Linked DNA regions of Homo sapiens: region 2 is linked to region 1. The links are chromatin loops, found by intact Hi-C in ENCODE. Cell type or tissue: HepG2. All regions are shown on one strand. Links, peaks and the distances in the headings refer to the core of each region. The heading gives the core; the rest is flanking DNA.

Region 1 (10,233 bases), core at 652-8,651:
GTGACCCACCCTACCCGAAATACTTCCATCTCTTAATCTCTGCTATATCAACTTGTTTATTTCCTTCATATCTCCAAGCAGAGTCAGTTATTTTAAAAGTACTTATATTTAGTTTTTATTGTGGAATATAAGCTTCCTAAAAAGGGACATTTTCTGTTTTATCTTCTGCATCTAGCACGTGCCTGGCATATAGTAGGTGCCAGAACAGTGATTCTTACGTTTATATGTGTTCATGCCATGAGCTCCCCGCCTTTTTTAATTGGGGGAGAAATGAAAAGTTTTTATTTTAGTCAAAGTTTTACATAATTAGTTAGAATGTTTACATAACTCAAAAATTAAATAATGTTGCAGGTTTTGTTATGAAAACCAGCTGCATCACCTTTTCTGTTCGCTGTTCCCCAGAGGCCAGGATTTTTAACTGTAGCTGATTCTTTTAGTAATTACCTCTATATCTCTGGTTAACATAATTAAATTATAATTTATCTATTTTTCAGTTTTAGGCATTATCTATTGATGCAGAAGTATTTAGCTCTTTTTCACCTACTCCAGCCCCCTTCCCTTCTCTCACAAACTTTCCCAACCCCATTCCCTCAATTGTAATTGTGTTATAATTTTGGTAAGATCAGTATGCAGTGTTTACTTTATTATAACTATGTAATACTTTCCACAGATGAGCTATATAATATAGTTTGATTACTTTTCCTCTGGAGACTGTACAGCAGATACTGATATTATTAGTTTTTCATATAGTTATGAATAATTCAACCTCACACTTTTACCCAATTGTAAATCTCCTCTCAGTGTAATCAGCCATGCATGGAATCCTGTCAAATTCATCCTTTGGGGGAGATTCCTCCCACAGCCTTCTGATCTCCTCCACGCTGCCCAGGTTGGTCTTTAGACCTCAGCCGAGTGAGGGATTCCTTTTCACCACCATCCTGAGAACTTGTATTGGAGCCCTACATTTATGTCTTATTTTTTGTTGGTTTACTATTTTATTTTGATGGAGCATATTTCTCAGTGTCTTATGTAGAAAGGGTTAAAGGCAGGTAATTTTTTTTTAAACTTGCGGGTCTGACAATGCTTGTATTTTTCTCTGGCTTTCAGTTGACAGCTTGACTAAGTATATAATTCAAAGGTGGAAATTATCTGCTCTCAGAATTTTGAAGCCTTCTACTTTCAGGAGTTGCTCTTGAAAAGTTCCTGCCATTCTGACTTATGATCCTTTGTATGAAAAACTTTTCCGCTCTGGAATTTTGTGGATTTTTTTCTTTGAACGCAGTACTTAGAAATTCCATAATGATTAGTATGGTGGAAACTCAGGAGACCCTTTCACTATGGCAAGCCCCACCCAATTCATTTTTTTAAGTTAAAAAAATTATTATATGTATTTTTTAGAGATAGGGTCTTGCTCTGTTGCCCAGGCTGGAGTAGGTGGCACAATCATAGCTCATTCCACCCTCAAACTCCTAGCTCAAGCTATCCTCCCCGCTCAAACCACCCTCCACCTCGTAGCTAAGACTATATGCATGCACCACACCTGGCTAATTTTTAAATTTTTTTGTAGAGACAGGGTCTCTCTGTGTTGCCCAGGCTGGTCTGGAACTCTAGGCCTTAAGTGATCCTCCCCACCTTAGCCCCCAGAGTGCTGGGATTACAGGTGTGAGCCACCGTGCCCAACCCCCAACTCCATTTTTTAAAGGAAAAAAGTGTCCTTCAGTTTGTTTTCAGTCGTGGGAGAAAGGTGTTCTTTAATTCCTAATCCTTTTCAATTTGGGGAAATTTCTTTGACAGTTACTTGCCTTCCATTTTGTCTAATCCATGAATACGTCTGTTATTTGGATATTGGCTATCCTGAATTGGTTCTCCAATTTTCCATGTTTCCTATTTTTCACCTCTTTTTGCTTAACTTTATTGAACATTTCCTGAATTTTATCTTTCAAGCCTTCTGTATCATTTTAATTTCCAAAAGCTCTTTTTTTTATTCTTTGACTATTTCTCTCTTTCTCCCTCTCTCCCTTTGGTAACATCTTGTCCTTATTTCATGGATGCACTTTTCTCAATCTCTGATGATGCAAGAGTTTTTTGTTGTTTGTTTTAAGCGTCTTTTTCATGTGATTTCTCCCTCTTCACCAAGTTGCTTTGCTGTTTCTCTGTTAGATGCCCTCTCAGTGTCTGGGAAGTCTTGTCCCTTCTAATTTTTGAGTAGCTGTCTAGAAAGATGGCTGGAAGTTCTGTAGTAGTGGATGGCATTTGGCAATTATGCACTTCACTTTAGGGTGACCTGTTTGGCTGTTTGTTTAGGAAACTCTGTTAGTAATTTTAGGCCGTCCCTCCACCCACCCCTCCAAGTTAATCAGACCAAGAGAAAATACAGCTAGTCAGAAAGCTAAGTAGAAGTCTAGGAGTCTCAACATTCAGCAGTAATCTTTTGTGTAATCTGTCTTTTCAGTATGGGATCCCCATCCTCAACTGTGCCTAGTATCCTCTTGTCTGAAGAGCCTCTGTTCACTCTTTCCAGAGAATACCTTTCAAGTCTTTTCCTAGGTAGGGTGGGGTTGGGAGGCAACCACTTGTCTTTAAGCCTTGAGGAAGGGAATCTGGAGGTCCAACTCCTCAATAAACAGACTTACGACCATTCTCCTGCCCTACCTTCAGTCCCACTTCCAGAGGAGCCTGTGCTGCCAGCCTCTTGAGGGCTTATAATTTAAATGAAATTGCTTCGAGGCTTTCCTATTTTAGTATTTAGCTTTCTCCAATTGGCTAAGTAGTTGCACTTGCCTAACACAATGTCTCCCCAAATTGTGTTACTGTCTCTCCTCCTCTATTTTCTTTGTCTTTATTGGTTTATGTTCTGGTAGTACTTGAGGAGGGGGCAGAGCTAAATGCATATATTCAGTCTTCCATCTTTAAATAAAGTTTCACCGACATGAGTTTTTAATTGTTTACAAGGCATTTGATCACACTTCTGAAACAAATTTCTGTGTGACCTCTGAGTCCCCATTTCACCGTAATTCTTTTGTTACATTATGGGGCGAGTACGTGGAAAGCCCCTGGGTCAGTGTTTAGGACACTTGGGTTCCATTCCCACATTTGCTACAAACTCTTTAATCCTGGGCATCCTGCCTTGTCATTATTTCTGTTCCATAAGACTAAGGAATTAAAAATGATTTTAAGATCTCTTTTTACGCATAGATTTATTTCCAAGAAGTTGAGATAATTGTATGTAACTGAACACCGGAATAGGAAACAGAGTTGTGGCAGCCAGTTGAAGAAATGTGAAGTTAAGTTTCTCCTTGTATTTTTTAGTCAGTCTCAGTAATTCTGACATTTTCAAAGTCAGGTAAAATTGCAACCCACATTTCATGAACAAGAGCTGTTAAAAGGTTAAAAATTGTGGATTTTTTTTCCTCTGGGCTATTTTCAGCTGATAACAGTTCAGCTCCAAAGCACACTTGGATTCATGTTCTCAATAGCCAGATAAAATGTTAGTTTTGAACAGAAGAACAGGAAAGATAATAGAGGTCTATTTTTTCCCCTTTTGCCCTCTGGCAAGGATGGCCATCCTGGGAGCACCCATCAGGAAATGTGTCCTTCCCATCAAAGCCATGTTTGAAAAGATAATACGCCCATCTCTGTATATTTTTTTTCTCTTTTCTAAGTTGCTGCTTCTCAGCTGGATGGAAAGACAAAGTGGACATGGCATGTCACCGTGACTTTGAGTGACGAGTTTGATCAGTAACCCAGTGTGCTCAGCTGTGGTCAGTACAATGACTGAGGAGAAAATGTGGTTGTGAGATCAGTGACCCTGTGGCCTACAGACCAAAGGGCAGTGCTTCACAAATTGCCATGTACATGGGACCCAACCCCTCACCAATTACTAGCACAGAATCTCCATCAGGCAAGGTGTAGGAATCATTTTGCATAGTTCTCCTGGTTATTGTTACACATTTGATTCTTGCACTGATTCTGGGAAAACATTGCCTTGGGACAGGAAGCCAAAAAGAAAATTGGAGTCTTGAATATTTACAGAGCTCAGAAGAAAAACCCAGCAGAATGGAAACTGATCCTGGCACACCGAGTCAGCAGATGCTCTCCTATCAATCACAGAAACTGTTTCAAACTCTCACTGTCTTCCTCTATTCCACACCCTCTTGGCCTCTCAGTAGATCATTTTCTTAAATCAGAAAGGAAAGGAAACCTGCAGGGGCTACTGCCTCAACTTCTTTTATCTCCCTTCCTCCAAAAATGCATATACATTGTGTGCATGTAAATTGTATCATATATGTGTTTTTATATATATATAGAGAGAGAGAGAGAGAATATATGTATATTTTATATATAATGCATATATAAATGCATGTTTACATTCATCTTTGCTTCTCCCATCTGTCATCTTTCTGATAAATGTTAATGCCTTCACCTATGCCTCTCTCCATCAGTGATCCTCCTGTGTTTTTCTTTCACTGTTTTCCATCAACGTGTGTATGTGTATATGTGTGTGTGTGAATAGGTAATATGAATACAAGTTTCATCTTATAAAACAAGGCACAAAAAATGAACAAAAATATATCTTCCTCAACCCTACCTTATTTATTCATTTAGTAAATATGTATTAGGGTCAACTGTGTACAAAGATTCTGGCTAACTACTGAGGTTCTACAGCAAACTAAATAGGTACAGCTTCTGTCCTCATGATGCTTGTAGTCTCTTTTTAACCAGCCTTCTTTAAAAATCATTGGTCTTATTTTTTCCCATGTTATTCCATTCTTGTGTTGCTGTAAAGGAATACCTGTGACTGGGTAATTTATAAAGAAAATAAGTTTATTTTGGCTCACAGTTCTGCAGGCTATACAGGAAGTGCACTGTTGGCATCTGCTTCTAGGAGGGCCTCAGGGAGCTTACAATCATGGCGGAAGGCGAAGGGGAGGCAGCATGTCCCATAGCGAGAGCAGGAGCAAGAGAGAGAGGAGAATACCATACTCTTTTAAAACAGCCAGATCTCATGTGAACTGAGCAAGAACTCATAAGCATGGGGATGGTGCTCAGCCATTCATGAGACATCTACCCCCATGGTCCATTACCTCCCACTAGATGCTGCATCCAACATTCGGGATTACATTTCAACAGGAGATTTGAAGGAGACAAACAGCCAAACCATATCATTCCCCATTACAGAAATAACATCTGTTTGTTATCTTAAATTTGAAAGTGGTTTCCTAATGGGAAGCTATTAAAGTATTTAAAGCAGAAAAGTACTGGGTCAGAATTTTATTTTCAAAGATTGCTTTGGCTACTGAAAAGATAAGTGATTAAAAGGGGATGAAAGTTGCTGGCAGGTGGGCGGGCGGTCAGGAGGTTGGTGCAATAGTCCCAATAACAGATGCAAGGGGCTTGGCAGGATGAGATGAAGAGAGGAAGACAGTCAAGAACTCTTCAGCACCATAGGAGAGTGAATGTTTGGCTGTGGGGGATGCGGAAGGGAGGCTAGTCAAGGATGACAACCAGGTTTCTGGCTTGACCAGCCAAATAAGGGGGGTTACCATTTATGCAGACAAGAAATATTGAAGAACAGCTTTGAGTGTGTTTGTGGTTGAGAGGGAAGCATAAGTCCTGTGTGTTAATACTGAGTCTGAGATGCCTGGGACATTTCCAAGTCAAGATGTTGCATAGGCAGTTGGATATGTGAATCTGTGGCTCAGAAGAGATGGCTGAAATAGAGCAATGCATTTGGAACCTTTAGTCTACCTGTGTTAACAGTTGCCAGCAGACAAAGAGGAGCAGGGCTTGGATGGAGCCCTGAATATTTTCAGAAGTCAAGGCGCAGTCAAGGAGGAGGCACCAATGGAGGAAATCAGAGAAATGGAAGACCCTCTAAGAGAATGAAACCAAGAGGAGAGAGTCTTCAAAAGAAGTCGTGGCCAGCCGTGTCAAAGCTCATTGAGATGTCAAGTAAGGCAAAAATGTAAAATGGGCATTAGGTTTAGCAGCATGCAAGTCACTATGGACCTTAGAGCCGGCTGGTGACTGATGGGGGCTGAGTCCATGGTAGAGGAGTGCCAGCGTACTTTGACCTTATCAGTAGTAGTAAGGACTATGTTATAATGCAATAGGTGCAGTGGAAAGGCTGATTAAAGTTGTTTTAACTTTTTTGATAACCTTTTATCTTTATTGTTTTATTCTGATTACAAAGCAATATATTTTACAATGAGTCATTGTAAAAGTTCTAAACATTAGAAAGTATAACTGAGAATCATCTCCATAATTGCATTCTCTCATATATAGCCACTGTTAATAGTTTGAGGTGTATCCTTCAAGACTTTTCTGTACATGTGCTATTGCTCGCTCTCTCATACACACTTACATTACAAAAATTGGCTTTATTGCTATGTCGTTGGCCAGAGTTTGTGTTTTTGTTCTGTATATTATAGACATGTTACTCCCTAAAGTAGAAGCATACTATTCTATTGTGCTGTAGTGTTGTCTGGATATTTTAGTTTTACTTAGAAATTTTGGTGTCTCTCATAATGTTACACTCAACATCTTAACGTACTTATGCATATTTATATTTTTCCAAATGTGTACAGGAATTAAGTAGAATTTGTGAGGTCGAAGTATATGCACATTTAACATTTGATAGTGATACATTTCCTAAGGAGAGGCTTTTTACTTTTTTAAGATGGAATAAATCTGAGCATGAAAAATGTTGACAAAGGTGAAAATGAAGCGTAGGTTGAAGTCACAGTAAAAAGTGCTGAAGTCACAAGAAGTCCTGTGGGAATGGGAGTCATGGCATAGGAGGAGGCTTTGGGCTATGATCAGAAGGGATATGCCACCTCTCCCATGAGGAGGAGTGGGTAGATGGGACAGGATGGGGAAAGGCAAAGTCCTCAGTTACTGCTGTATTTCCAGAGCTTGCCCAGTGCTTACGTTTAGCAAGAGTGCCACAAACATTTATTGGTTGAAGGAATAAATATAATTTGGTTGATTCAGTTATATAATTTAATGTTTCCATGTAATAGCATCTATTTTTTCTACTCTGTCTACATAATGGGAGCTAAGATTTCCTGCTGAAACTGGTGAAGGAAGAGTTAGATTTAAAAGGCCCTTCTTACTTAGTGAACCCAGTAGGTAAAGTCAGACAGGACTCGTAGTCTAAGCATTTCTCATCTTCCTTTCCTATGAGCCTGCAGGGCCTGTTGATTCTAATACCTTAATGTCACCGGAATCCATGTATTTCTGTTTATCCCCACTACCACCATCACTGTTATTCCAGCCTGGGTTTTCCTATCACAACAACCTCTTAGATTGTCTCTCACTTCCTCTTATGCATCCATAAGGACATGGTTTAGGGGTGTCAAGGCCAAAGGAAAACTTCCCCTTTGCTTTCTGAAGGTTTGCTGAAAATCACTGACAAGAGGCAGATTAATAGGATAAAAGGCATACAAATTTATTTGATCATAGTTTTAGATGATATGGAAACCTTCAGAATGAAGACCCAAAGATACAGGGGAAATTGTCCATTTTTATGCTTAGATTCAAGAAAGTATAGACAGCCATGTAGAAACACAATTGGAAAAAAGGGTCTGATCTAATGCGAATAGACAGAATGGGGAAACCCAGCAAGGCCTGTGTGTCCAGACGCTTCTTGACCTCTCTAAGCAGCATTCCTTCTTTCTGGGTAAGACTCTCTGGAATGTGGATTTTAACCTACAGTCAAACAGTGTAGATCAGATAAGTACTTTATGGCCAGAATCTTATGGCCAGAATTTCTTTATCTCCACCTTTCTGTATAATTTTGTAAAAAATCCCTCAAAAGGAATTCTGGCTTCTAAACTCATCTTCTAGTTTCTGTGGCCAGCCTCAGGGGAGAAGGGGATTGAGAGATACGCGGGCAGGAGAAGGTCAGAGAAAAACTTTTGCTTCTAAGGCTGCTGCTAAGGCCTTTATTTTAAAAGGGGTGTTGTTTGCTGATGCCCACCAGGGGCTACCTCGTCCAACTCCCAGCCAGGCTGCTTTAGGAGTCTCTTCTTGGGCTCCCCCAGCCATTTGCAGGCATCTGTTCTCCCCAGATGGTCACTGGTATGTTTTATTTACCTAAAGCCTTCACACGTAAAATACCTTAGTGACTGTTGTCGTGTATCTAAGACCTACTGTAATGCTTAGCTCATCCTGCATGCCAAGTAAATGATAGTTATTATGTGTGAAAGTCTGATGCCTGTATAAATTTGGCGCATAAAAGGAAAGGACAAGGACAAAAGCAGGCCTCAGATGAAACCACAAAGGACCAGTAATTTAAGACATTTAATCCTGGAACAAGCCTCAGGATTATTACTCCCTAGGGAGGGGCAATCTGAGTTATATGTCATTTCTGTTATTTCTGTAATTAACATGTTAAGTGCATATTTAAGAAATTTTAAGTAGCTTGAATCTCTAAGATGATTTAGCTGTAGTCAGATAATCTGTTTATTTTGTAAGATCTCAACTAAAGAACTAAATTGTGATATTTTCTGGAGTAAAAATACTTAAATTTCCTTAGCTATGCCTGGCCACCTGGAGAATATAATCACATGATTGAAGTCCAGGTTGGGATTCTAGAAGAAATGGCCTTCACAGACCTATTAAATAAAGAGCTTCCCAATTTGAAGGCAGTGTTCCTGCCTGCCATCCATCACCATGCCCCACCCCATCTACTGAGGAGAGTAGTAGGAAGTAGTTACCAACTAGCACCTGAATATAATTTTAAGTTACAGAATCAACTATCAAAGTATAATGAAAGAAGAGACACGAGGAGTTGATTATTTGTGGAGAAAACAGCATAGATTCAAGCCCCTTATAAAAGTTACATATTCAGAGTTGAGAAATGCTGCAGTAAAAAGGCTACCGAGGCCGGGGGCGGTGGCTCACGCCTGTAATCCCAGCACTTTGGGAGGCTGAGGCAGGCGAATCACAGGTCAGGAGATCACCAACATGGTGAAACCTTGTCTCTACTAAAATACAAAAAATTAGCCAGGCGTTGTGCTACGCACCTGTAGTCCCAGCTACTCAGGAGGCTGAGGCAGGAGAATCGCTTGAACCCGGGAGGCAGAGGTTGCAGTGAGCCGAGATCGCGCCACTGCACTCCAGCCTAGCAACAGAACAAGACTCCGTCTCAAAAAAAAAAAAAAGAAAAAGAAAAAAAAAGGCTCCCAAGTAATTGTGTGGAGCACCTGCATCAATGGGATGGTCTGGAGAGGAGGTCATTGTGAGTGTTGTAGGCTGAAAGAGATCAGCACCCTGTGGCACAGGGCCAGGTGCTTCTTTCTGAGACTCCTCCTCCCCACTGGAGGTCTGAGTTTCCCTCAGATAGCTGCCTTATTCAGAGCACTTGGTGAAGTCCTTAGTTAAGATAGCCATTGCGGTTGCTACCCCTTCAGCAGTAAGAGAATGGCTGGGGCCTGATCTGGATATCCTGCTTCTGAAAAATTACCTGAGGCTACTGGGCTGTGGAAGGTTGAACAAGAAAAAGGCTTCTACTGATAGAGTTGCACTTGACTCCTTCCCTGTTTTACCTCTGAGCAGCAGCAACAGCACGATGGGCAGTGGCTGGATATGAATTTATAATTTTTTAAAGAGAGATCTCCTCGTGTTGCCTAGGCTGGACTTGCACTCCTGGGCTCAAGCAATCCTCCTGTCTCAGCCTCCTGAGTAGCTGAGACTATAGGTGACTGGGACTTGAATATGAATTTAAATAATCTTAACCGTAAAGGCATTCAGTTATATTTGGCCTAAAATAATACCCTGAACTAATAAAACATCCATCCAGAAGGAATTTTTATTGTTTCAGTCCATTATTTAACCGATGACTTAAAAAATATCCATACATTCAAGATTTAAGTAGGGGGTATGATTTAGAAATACAACAGAGAATGCAAAAAATGGAATTTAGATAGAGCTAATGTGTTTTGAGTTCTCCCCACTTTCAGTATTAGACCAAATTTACATATGGTTTTCCTTATCTTCAGTGTGACCTAACATTTAATAAACTATCATCAGCAACTTTATTTCTCAACAGCTATCTTCCTAAAGCTGTATACCCCTCTTTTAAAAATGAAAAGAACTTCAGGCAGGATTAAGCATAACATTTTTTCCCCTCTCATTTGCAATACAAGTAGCTAATGTTTGTCAAGTGTTTACTATGTGTAAGTAACCAGGCTAAACACTTCACATGCCACAACTCATTTTATCCTCAAG
Region 2 (10,233 bases), core at 1,098-9,097, 110 kb after region 1:
ATACTATAGTCTAGTGAGTGTGCATAGCATTTGTCAAAAAATGTACATACCTTAATTAAAAAATACTTTATTACTACAAATGCTGACAATCATCTGAGCCTTTAGAGAGTGTTAATCTTTTTGCTGTGAGAGGGTCTTGCCTCGATGTTGATGGCTGCTGACTGATTAGGTAGGAGGATGGTTGCTGAAGGTTTAGGTAGCTATGCAAATTTCTTAAAATAAGACAACAATGAAGTTTGCCACATCAGTGGACTCTTTTTTCACAAAAGAGTTCTCTAGCATGTGATACTGTGTGGTAGCATTTTACCCATAGTAGAACTTCTTTGAAAATTGGAGTCAATCCTCTCAAACCCTACTACAGCTTTATCTACTAAGTTTGTGTGATATTCTAAATCCTTTGTTGTCGTTTCAGTAATGACAGCATCTTCACCAGGAGTAGATTCCATCTCAAGAAACCACTTTCTTTGCAGATCCATAGAAAGCAACTTCTCATTCCTTCAAGTTTGATCATGAGACTACAGCAGTTCAGTCACATCTTCAGACTCCATTTCTAGTTCTTCTTGCTCTTTCTACCACATCTGCAGTGACTTCCTCCACTGAAGTCTTGAACTTCTCAAAGTCATCCATGAGGGTTAGAATCAACGTCTTCTAAACTTCTGTTAATGTTGACATCTTCACCTCCTCCCATGAATTATAAATGTCCTTAATGACATCTAGAATGGTGAATCTTTTCCAGAAGATTTCTGCTTATTTTGCCAACATCTAGCCAAATAATTACTATCTATGGCAGCTGTGGCCTTACTAAATGTATTTCTTAAATAATAAAATGTAAAAGGACTCCTTGATCTATGGGCTGCAGAACGGATGTTGTGTTCATAGCCATGAAAACAATATTAATCTCTGTACATCTCCATCAGAGTTCTTGGGTGAGTGGATGCATTGCCAATGAGCAGTAATTTTTTTAAAAGAGTAATTTTTTATGAACAATGGGCTTAAAATAATTCAACACACCATGTTATAAACAGATGTGCTTGTCATCTAGGCTCTATTGTTCCATTTAGATTACAGGCAGAGTAGATTTCACATAATTCTTAAAGGCCCTAGGGTTTTTGGAATGATCTAAGAGCGTTGGCTTCAACATGAAGTCACCAGCTGCATTAGCCCCTAACAAGAGAGTGAGCCTGTCCTTAGAAGTTCTGAAGCCAGGCGTTGACTTCTCTCTAGCTGTGAAAGTCCCAGATGACATCTTCTTCCAATGGGAGGCTATTTCATCTACCTTGAAAGTCTGTTGTGTGGCTACCTTCATCAATGATCTTAGCTAGATCTTCTGAATAACTTGCTGCCAGTTAGCACTTGCTACTTCACCTTGCACTTCTATGCTATGGAGATGATTTCTTTCCTTAAACCTCATGAACCAACCTCTGCTAGCTTCAAACTTTTCTTCTGCAGCTTCCTCACCTCTCTCAGCCTTCATAGAGTGGAAGGGGGTTCTGGCCTTGCTCTGAATTAGGCTTTGGTCTAAGGGAATATTGTGGCTGGTTTGGTCTTCTATCCAGATCATTAAAACTTTCTCCGTATCAGCAATAAGGTTGTTTCACTTTTTTGTCATTTGTGTGTTCACTGGAGTAGTACTTTTCATATCCTTCAAGAACTTTTCCTTTGCACTCACAGCTTGGCAAACTGGCACAAGAGGCCTAGCTTTCGATATGCCTTCCTCACTAAACTTAGTAATTTCTAGTTTTCATTTAAAGTGAGAGATGTGTGAGTCTTGCTTTCACTTGAACACCTTGAAGCCATTGTAGGGTTATTAATTGGCCTAATTTCACTACTGTTGCATCTCAAAGAATAGAGAGGCCAGAAGAGAGGCAGAGAGATGGGGAAGCAGCCAGTCAGTGGAATGGTCAGACCACACACATTTGTTAATTTTGCTGTCTTACATAGGTGGACTTCATGTTGCCCCAAAACAATTACAATAGTAACATCAAAGAAAGATCACTTATCACAGACCACTATAAAAGATACAATAATAATGAAAAATTTGAAATGTGAGAATTACTAAAATGTGACACAAAGTGGGTACATGTTGTTGGAAAAATGGCATTGATAGAGGCTCAACGTGGGGTTGCCACAAACAATCAATTTGTAAGAAGATAAAAACACTATCTGTAAAGCACGATAAATCAAGGTACATCTGTACAGGAGGTACTGAAGGCCCAAGTAGACTAGCATAGCAGGAAGTAAGGACAGTGGGTGGTTATGTGTAGAGGTGAGCAGTTGGAGTCAGCTGGGACCTCTGAGTGGATTATTCCCCAGGTGGTGGGGGTCCTCCAGTTTCTGGGTGGTTTCCTTCAGTTTGTTCATTCAGTGCATTCATTCGTTACATGCCTACTATGTCGTAGTGCTTCTGCTATGAACAAAACCAAATCCCTGCACATGTGAAGGTGACATTCCAGTGGGTATGATAGACAGTAGACCTAGAAGCAGATATAGGTTGGGATGCATGAGTGCTATGTATTAATATTTTGAAGGGCAGAAGAAGGGTTGACAAAGGGAATAAAATGGGCCCTTTCTGAGAGAATGCACATGACCGCTGGAATGATTGCATAATTACAGAGTGGGAGACAGAGCTGAGGGAGCTTCAGGGGTGGGGGCATATGCAATACTGGCAGTAGGATTCTTGGTAGATTAAAAAGTAGAGTCCTCTGTTGATGGAGATGTATGGGAGTTTATCAAGGGGATGCAGAACCTTGGGCTTTGGTAAGTGGGTGGTGTATGTTATGCTGCTTCATATGCAGCCTAGGGAGGGTTGGCTCATGGGTGGCTCATTCCTCCCAACAGGGTCTCTTTGGGGAGTATCTGCCACCTGAGACCAGCATGGCTCAGCTGGGCACCAAGACCAGCCAGTCACATGTCAGTCCACAAAAGGACATGGTGCCCTCTAGATTTCCATCCCATTGACAAAGAAGCCAATACTCACTTCATTTCCCCTTGGGCAGGTACAGAAGCACAAATGTCTGGGTTGTTTCTCAGTAGCCATCACCCTCTATATAAAACACTCAACAATTTGATCCTGATTCCAACATCCAGGTTATTTCTACTCTAACTTACTGGAAAAGTAGTAGTCAAAACAAACACTGCTAGGAAGTGAGTGCTTTTAAACATGTTCAGTTGTCTTTGCCATTGGGGAGTGTTGGATTCTTGCTCCTTACAGGTGCATCCCAAGACTGCCTCCTGCATTTCAGGCTGCCTGCTGCAGGGTCTGCAGGATTTCATTCTGGCTCTCTTCACTCTCTACTTCAGTGAGTCTCCACCCTGACTGCGTATTAAACCTTAAAAACAAAACAAAACAAAAACAAACAAAACAACTATGCTCAGGCCCCATTCCAGACCAAAAATCATAATTTATAATTTACAGGGTGGTACCTGGGCTCAGTATTTTGTAAAAGCTCCCTGGTCCTTCTTACCTGCAGCCAGGGTGTGATTACTACCCTGCATCTCATTTAATGGTCTTATTCTCTCATGGCCCCAATTGCCACTTAAAACAATGAAAATCCATCTCAATCCAGATCTTCCTCCTATGTTGTAGACTTTTACCTATCTACTGGACATTTCTTCTTGAGTAGTCCACATACATTGCATCTGATCATAACCAAACCAGGTGTCTCCTCTTGCACACTTGACCTTCTTAAGACACTTCCTATTTCCAAGGAATGCCACTAGAATTTAGGATATTGCCTAAGTCAGAAACCTGGCTAGCATCCTTCTGTCATACCTGCATCCATCTGTCATACCTGCATCCATCCGTCTGCCTTCTCAACGTCCCTCAAGGATCTTGCTGCATCATGTACCTGCCAGCAGGTCTCCCTGCCCCTAGTCTCACTCTAGACTACCTTCAAAGTCTCCTCCATCTGTACGTTAAACTCTCTAAACTCCTTTCAAAGCACAGAAAACCCTTTGTGATGTGCCCCTGCAGAGCTCTTACCTGGCTGCCCCACCTCCATCACACCTTTCACTTACTACCAGATTATTTGCAGTTTTGGGAAAGTACCTGGCCCTCTGGCCTCCGTGCCTTTGCATGCGCAGCTCCCTGGGGGTAGGTGGCCTTAGTGTTCCACCCACCACCACCTTCACCTGATCAGCTCTGAGGCATCTCAGGACTCATCACTGTGGTCCCCTCCTCTGGGATGGCCTTCCCCGAAACACCCAGTTAAATGTTCTGGTTCTGTGTGCCCAGAGCAACCTGTGCTTACCTTTATCATAGCCCTCTTAATAATCAACTATACCTGTCAGTTCAAGGACAGCATAATTCTCATATGCCTAGGAGCTCCTTGAAGCAGGGACTGTGTCTTGTTTTCTCTTTATTCCCAGCTGATAGTAGACACTCAAAGAATGTTTGTAAATAGAAGAGTGGTGATTACAGAATTTTTTTATAGGAAGGACTTAGGGTTCGCAGTCTGATTAGAAGAAGGGCATGGGGTATTTACCCTGAAACTGCATTTTTTCAATTAACATTTAATGTTTTTATTTACTATTTAAAGTTAAAAATTCTGAAAAATGATTCCTAAAAAATTATTTTAGTCATACATTATATAAGATTGAGAAAAATACTAGTTTTCCGTATGAATGAATATTAATTTATTTGGGACATCCTAAAGTATTCCTCTTCCCCTGTAGGCCCTTAGGAAGGAAAGGAGAGTACAAGAATGAGGGCACGGGGAAAAGCAGATGAAGGATGGATCATGAGCTCCTTTGGAACTGTGATCATTATTTGTGTTTTAGTTGGCAATAAGGTGCTGGAACATATGCTTCAGTGTCAGACATACTCACATGTCTTCTGACCATCACATTGCCTTTCCCAGCATCTATAGTCTATTTCATAATGTTGTAAATTACCAACATTTTTCTTTAAAATCATGTTTTTCCCTTTTAAATAGTAGTATCTCCTATAATTTAGATTTGATTTGCCATATACAAAAGTATTATGGATGATATGGTTTGGCTCTGTGTCCCCACCCAAATCTCATGTCGAATTATAATCCCCATGTGTCAGGGGAGGGGCCTGGTGGGAGGTGATTGGATCATGGGGTTGGATTTCCCCCATCCTGTTCTCATGATAGTGAGTGAGTTCTCATGAGATCTGATGGTTTAAAGCTGTGGCACTTTCCTCCGTGCTCTCTCTCTCCTATTGCCATGTAAGACGTGTTTTGCTTTCCCTTCACCTTACACCATGATTTTAAGTTTCCTGAGGCCTCCCCAGCCATGCAGAACTGTGAGTCAATTAAACCTCTTTCCTTTATGAATTACCCAGTCCAGGTAGTTCTTTATAGCAGTGTGAAAACAGGCCAGTACAATGGATAATTAATATTATTCAGTACAGATTTCTGAAACATCAGTCATCATTGAAAATCCACACAAGCTCTTCTGTCTCTCTGTTAGTTACCTTGTTTTTGGAGTTTTGGAAGCGACGCCAGGCAGAACTTGAGTATGAATGGGATACTGTTGAGTTACAGCAGGAAGAACAAGCCCGACCAGAATACGAAGCACGATGTACTCACGTAGTGATAAATGAGATTACTCAGGTAAGCAGGGTCGTATTTAGGTGCAGTTTAATCTACTTACTGCTGTGGTTCTCCTCCTTGGCCGCACATTAGAATCACTTGGGGGAGCTTAAAAAATATTGATACCTGAGTTCCATCACTACATACTCTGGTACTTAGTAACCTGGGGGTATTCTGAGCACAGGGGTTTTTTTTAAAGCTCCTTTGGTAATTCTGATGTGCAGCCAAAGTGAAGAAGCACTGCTTAGAACAGTAGACACAGGAGATAAATGGGGCCCCTTCTTTCATAAAAACAGTAAAAATACAAAAAAATAATTTTTACTGTGACATAGTGATATAAGGAAAGAGGCACTGGTTTTTATAGTTGATTCTCAATTTTTCACGTATACTTTCATTATTCCAGCCCCTTATTCATCCTAGACCAGCTGCCCCTTTATCTTGCAGTAAGCCTCAGTCACTGCTCCACCTTCTGGTTGGGATGTGCAGAAAATAGTGTGGCCTTTATCCTAAAGTTGGAGAAAGGATGGAGGAAGAAGGAAAGTATTTTTTGAGGTCCAACTCTGTTCAGGTACTGTGCTAGGTATTTTATGTCATTGGAAAGGTAGATTTGCTGCTGCTACCACTACTCCAAAGATAAAAAACTATATTCTGTCTGTATAAATATTCCAAAGTCCCTGAAAGATGATTTTTAAATCATCTGCATTCTTGCTTCTTTCCATCAACACAGAAAACTTTGAGCTGATTGTACTTGCAGTCATCAGCATAAGAACAGTAGGTTCTGAATACGAATAGCTCTTGGAAAGAAAATGCTTTTACCAAGAATGTCTGAAAGTGTTCCCAACTATAGGTTTTATAAATTGAATCACAGATTTACAAAATGTTGGCACTAAAAGGAACCAGAGGGAACAGTTCAACCTCTTCCTTTTACAAATGGGAAAAAACGAGGTTCAATTACCAGTAGAAAGTGACATTTGTCTTTCGCAATGTAAAAGCTTCAAATAATCCCCATTATGAATAGTTCCTGCTGTTTACTAGAGAGGACAGGGTCAAAGCATATGTTGTTGAAAGATTGTATATTCAGAAATGAAAGCCAAAACTTAAACAAAATTAGATGTTTATGAAGTAGTTTGAGCACTAAAAAATCTTATAATACCAGCAACATGGGAAAAATACTGAAGAAAAGACAATTTGGTCATTTAAACCTGCCAATTTTATAGTTAAAATTGCCAGCTTATAAGTTAAATTTCCCTTGAAGTGTTACTTGTTAAAACATTGCAAGTGAAGGTTCCTTTTTCTTTATGGTTATTCCTCGTTTCACTTTCATTGCCCACATACCCTCCCTTTGTTTAGAGAGGCCTATAGTGTGATGGTGAAGTCTCTGATGCCAGAGTTCATGTCTGACCACAGCAACTTACTAGTTGGGTGATCTTGGACCAATTAGTTAACTTCCCGGTGCCTCAGTGACCTCATCTATAAAATGGGAATAATACAGTTGTTTCCTCATGATCGCAGCTAAGGATTGAGTTAATGTATAGAAGCTACTTAGAATAGTGCCTGGCACAGAGTTAAATACTCTTAAGTATTTGCAGCTGTTATTAGGCTGCTCTTACAATACAGGTAAATCATGTAGAGGGTTGATTTCTACTCTTAAGAATTTAAATATATTTTTATGAACTATAAAATGGAAATCCTCTAAAAATTTATTCAAAGTTAATATATAAAGCCCAACCAAGAAACACATAGTGGATACCTAGTATTTGCAGACATCTAGGAAACTTTTTGTCCTGCCTGTGCTCTGCGCTATCATCACAGCGATTTCTAAAACCTAAGACAAGCCCAGAAGTATAGCTTTGCAGCTTGGCACCATCAGACACCCAGATTCCTGAGCTCGGGTCGTGGCCGATAAACAGTTTATTCATGCTTGCATTTTCCAAAAACTTATTAAAATGAACACTGCACATGTTTTGTGATGTGTGACTTTGAAATTGTTAACAAAAAAGTGCAATTATGAGTAAGGAGACTATGCTTGCAAACTAATTTTTTAAAATTAATTCTAAGATTTATTGGCGAGTCAGGAGAAAAATAATTTTATTACAGTAATCCCTTGATTGACTAAACTTTTTTGTTTTTGTAATTAGGAAGAAGAACGCATTCCCTTTACTGCCTGGGGAAAATGTATACGGATAACCCTCTGTGCCAGTGCTGTCTTTTTCTGGGTAATTCTATCACAAAAATGTTTTGAATGATTAAAAATGTTTTTATTATGTAACAGATTTTTTTAATATCTAATTTTAAATGTTGAGGAAACTAAATGCTGAGCCTGGAAACTATATGGTCTCAGAGAGACAGACAGATATTTCCAGATAACTATTTTAGCCACCACATAGAGCAACTCCCAAGGTTCGAGATACCTTATCTGTTCACAGAGGTTCTTCTAGTTCTTTTCACCTCATCTGTTAAATCAGTGATTCAGGATTTTCCAGTTTCTGGTGAAGACCAAATGGAAGGCATTAAGAATTCTAAAATTTTCCAACAGCAACAATCAAAATAAAATGTTGGCCAGGGGCGGTGGCTCATGCCTATAATCCAAGCACCTTGGGAGGCCAAGGTGGGTGGATCACCTGAGGTCAGGAGTCAAGACCAGCCTGGCCAACATGATGAAACCCCGTCACTACTGAAAATACAAAAATTAGCCAGGCAAGGTGTCACACACCTGTAGTCCCAGCTACTCGGGAGGCTGAGGCACGAGAGTCACTTGAACCCAGGAGACGGAGGTTGCAGTGAGTGAAAATCACACCACTGCACTCGACTGGGTAACAGAGCAAGACTCCATCTCAAAAAAAAAATAAATAAAATGTCTAGGAATACCCTTAACAAAAAGATAATAGGAACTATCAAAGAAAACATAAAAACTCTTGAAAGTTGTAAAGGATCTGAATGAATGATAATTAAATGAATGATTCTAGATAGAAACACATTTTCTGTAAAATATCAGTACTTACTAAGTTAGTTTTAGGCTTATTGATGGAATCATATTAGTGATGTAATAATTTAGTGTGAGTTTTAATGGCTCAAGAAGAGCCAGATTCAAGAATAGCACATGAAGCCTAGAAATAGCCCCTGATAGCAATAAAAATGTAATATGTCAGAAAAGAGGCATTATAAATCCATCAGACAAGTGGAGATTATTCAATAAATAGTAATGGAATACTTGTTAGCTATTTGGGGGGACAATAAATGTTAAAGTCTTACTTTAAACCATATACTATAATAAATTTCAAAAACATTAAAAAAAAAATTAAAGGCCAGGCATGGTGGCTCACGCCTGTAATCCCAGCACTTTGGGAGGCCAAGGCAGCAGATCACCTGAGGTCAGGAGTTCGAGATCAGCCTGGCCAACATGGCGAAACCCTGTCTTTACTAAAAATACAAAAATTAGCCAGGTGTTCACCTGTGATCTCAGCTGCTTGGGAGACTGAGGCAGGCGAATTGCTTGAGTCTAGGAGGTGGAGGTTGCAGGGAGCCGAGACTGCACCACTGCACTCCAGCCTGGGTGACAGAGTGAGACTCTGTCTCAAAAAAAATGTTAAAAAGGAAGTTGCCAAGATGGCCAAATAGGAACAGCTCCCATCTGCTGCTCCCAGCGTGATCAACACAGAAGACGGGTAATTTCTGCATTTCCAACTGAGGTACCTGGTTCATCTCATTGGGATTGGTTGTACAGTGGGTGCTGCCCACAGAGGGCGAGCTGAAGCAGGGCAGGGCATCGCCTCACCCAGGAAGCACAAGGGGTCGGGCGATTTCCCTTTCCTAGCCAAGGGAAGCCGTGACAGACTATCTGGAAGAACGGGACACCCCCTGCCCAAATACTGCACTTTTCCCAAGGTCTTAGCAACCAGCAGACAAAGTGATTCTCTACCATGCCTGGCTCAGTGGGTCCCATGCCCAAGGAGCCTTCCTGACTGCTAGCGCAGCAGTCTGGGATCAATCTGCGAGGTGGCAGCCTAGCTAGGGGAGGGGCGTCCACCATTGCTGAGGCTTGAGTAGGTAAACAAAGCGGCCAGGAAGCTCAAACTGGGCAGAGCCCACCGCAGCTCAACAAGGCCTAATGCATCCAGACTCCACCTCTGTGGGCAGGGCATAGCTGAACAAAAGGCAGCAGAAACTTCTGCAGACTTAAATGTCCCTGTCTGACAGCTCTGAAGAGAGCAGTGGTTCTCCCAGCACAGCGTTTGAGCTCTGAGAACGGACAGACTGCCTCCTCAAATGGGTCCCTGACCCCCGTGTAGCCTAACTGGGAAACACCTACCACTGGGGGCCGACAGACACCTCATATAGGGTGCTACCTCTCTGGGACGAAGCTTCCAGAGGAAGGATCAGGCAGCAATATTTGCTGTTCTGCAGCCTCCGCTGGTGATACCCAGGCAAACAGGGTCTGGAGTGGAACTCCAACAGACCTGCAGCTGAGGGACCTGACTGTTAGAAGGAAAACAGACAGACAGAAAGGAATAGCATTAACATCAACAAAAAGGTCATCTACACCAAAACCCCATCTGTAGGTCACCAACATCAAAGACCAAAGGTAGATAAAACCACAAAGATGAGGAGAAACCAGCAGAAAAGCTGAAAATTATAAAAATCAGAGCATCTCTTCCCCTCCAGAGGATCACAGCTC

Evidence for each region. A loop is a pair of places that touch in the nucleus more often than their neighbours do. Peaks named below come from ENCODE experiments on the same cell type or tissue, not always from the same donor. Only the 100,000 strongest peaks of a DNase experiment are listed, where the experiment ranks them.
Region 2: a loop joins it to region 1, with 3 times the contacts of the local background. A loop is called at or near these places in 9 of 110 quality-filtered maps.

What each region holds. Positions count from the first base shown.
Region 1 is chr12:45,276,575-45,286,807 of GRCh38, forward strand. The region is part of intron 1 of ANO6 (anoctamin 6); the gene reads left to right. Among named protein-coding and RNA genes, the nearest start is that of ANO6, 66 kb to the left of the region's middle. In HepG2, for the core only: no CTCF peak of the experiment used is centred there; DNase peaks (open chromatin) are centred at 3,767 and 7,677.
Region 2 is chr12:45,382,725-45,392,957 of GRCh38, forward strand. It overlaps ANO6 (anoctamin 6), which reads left to right. Exons shown (of 20, transcript NM_001025356.3): 11 at 5,437-5,579; 12 at 7,697-7,774. It overlaps LOC105369743 (a long non-coding RNA gene), which reads right to left. Exons shown (of 7, transcript XR_944886.3): 7 at 7,968-8,044. Among named protein-coding and RNA genes, the nearest start is that of ANO6, 170 kb to the left of the region's middle. In HepG2, for the core only: a CTCF peak has its summit at 6,020 (motif pointing left); a DNase peak (open chromatin) is centred at 6,017.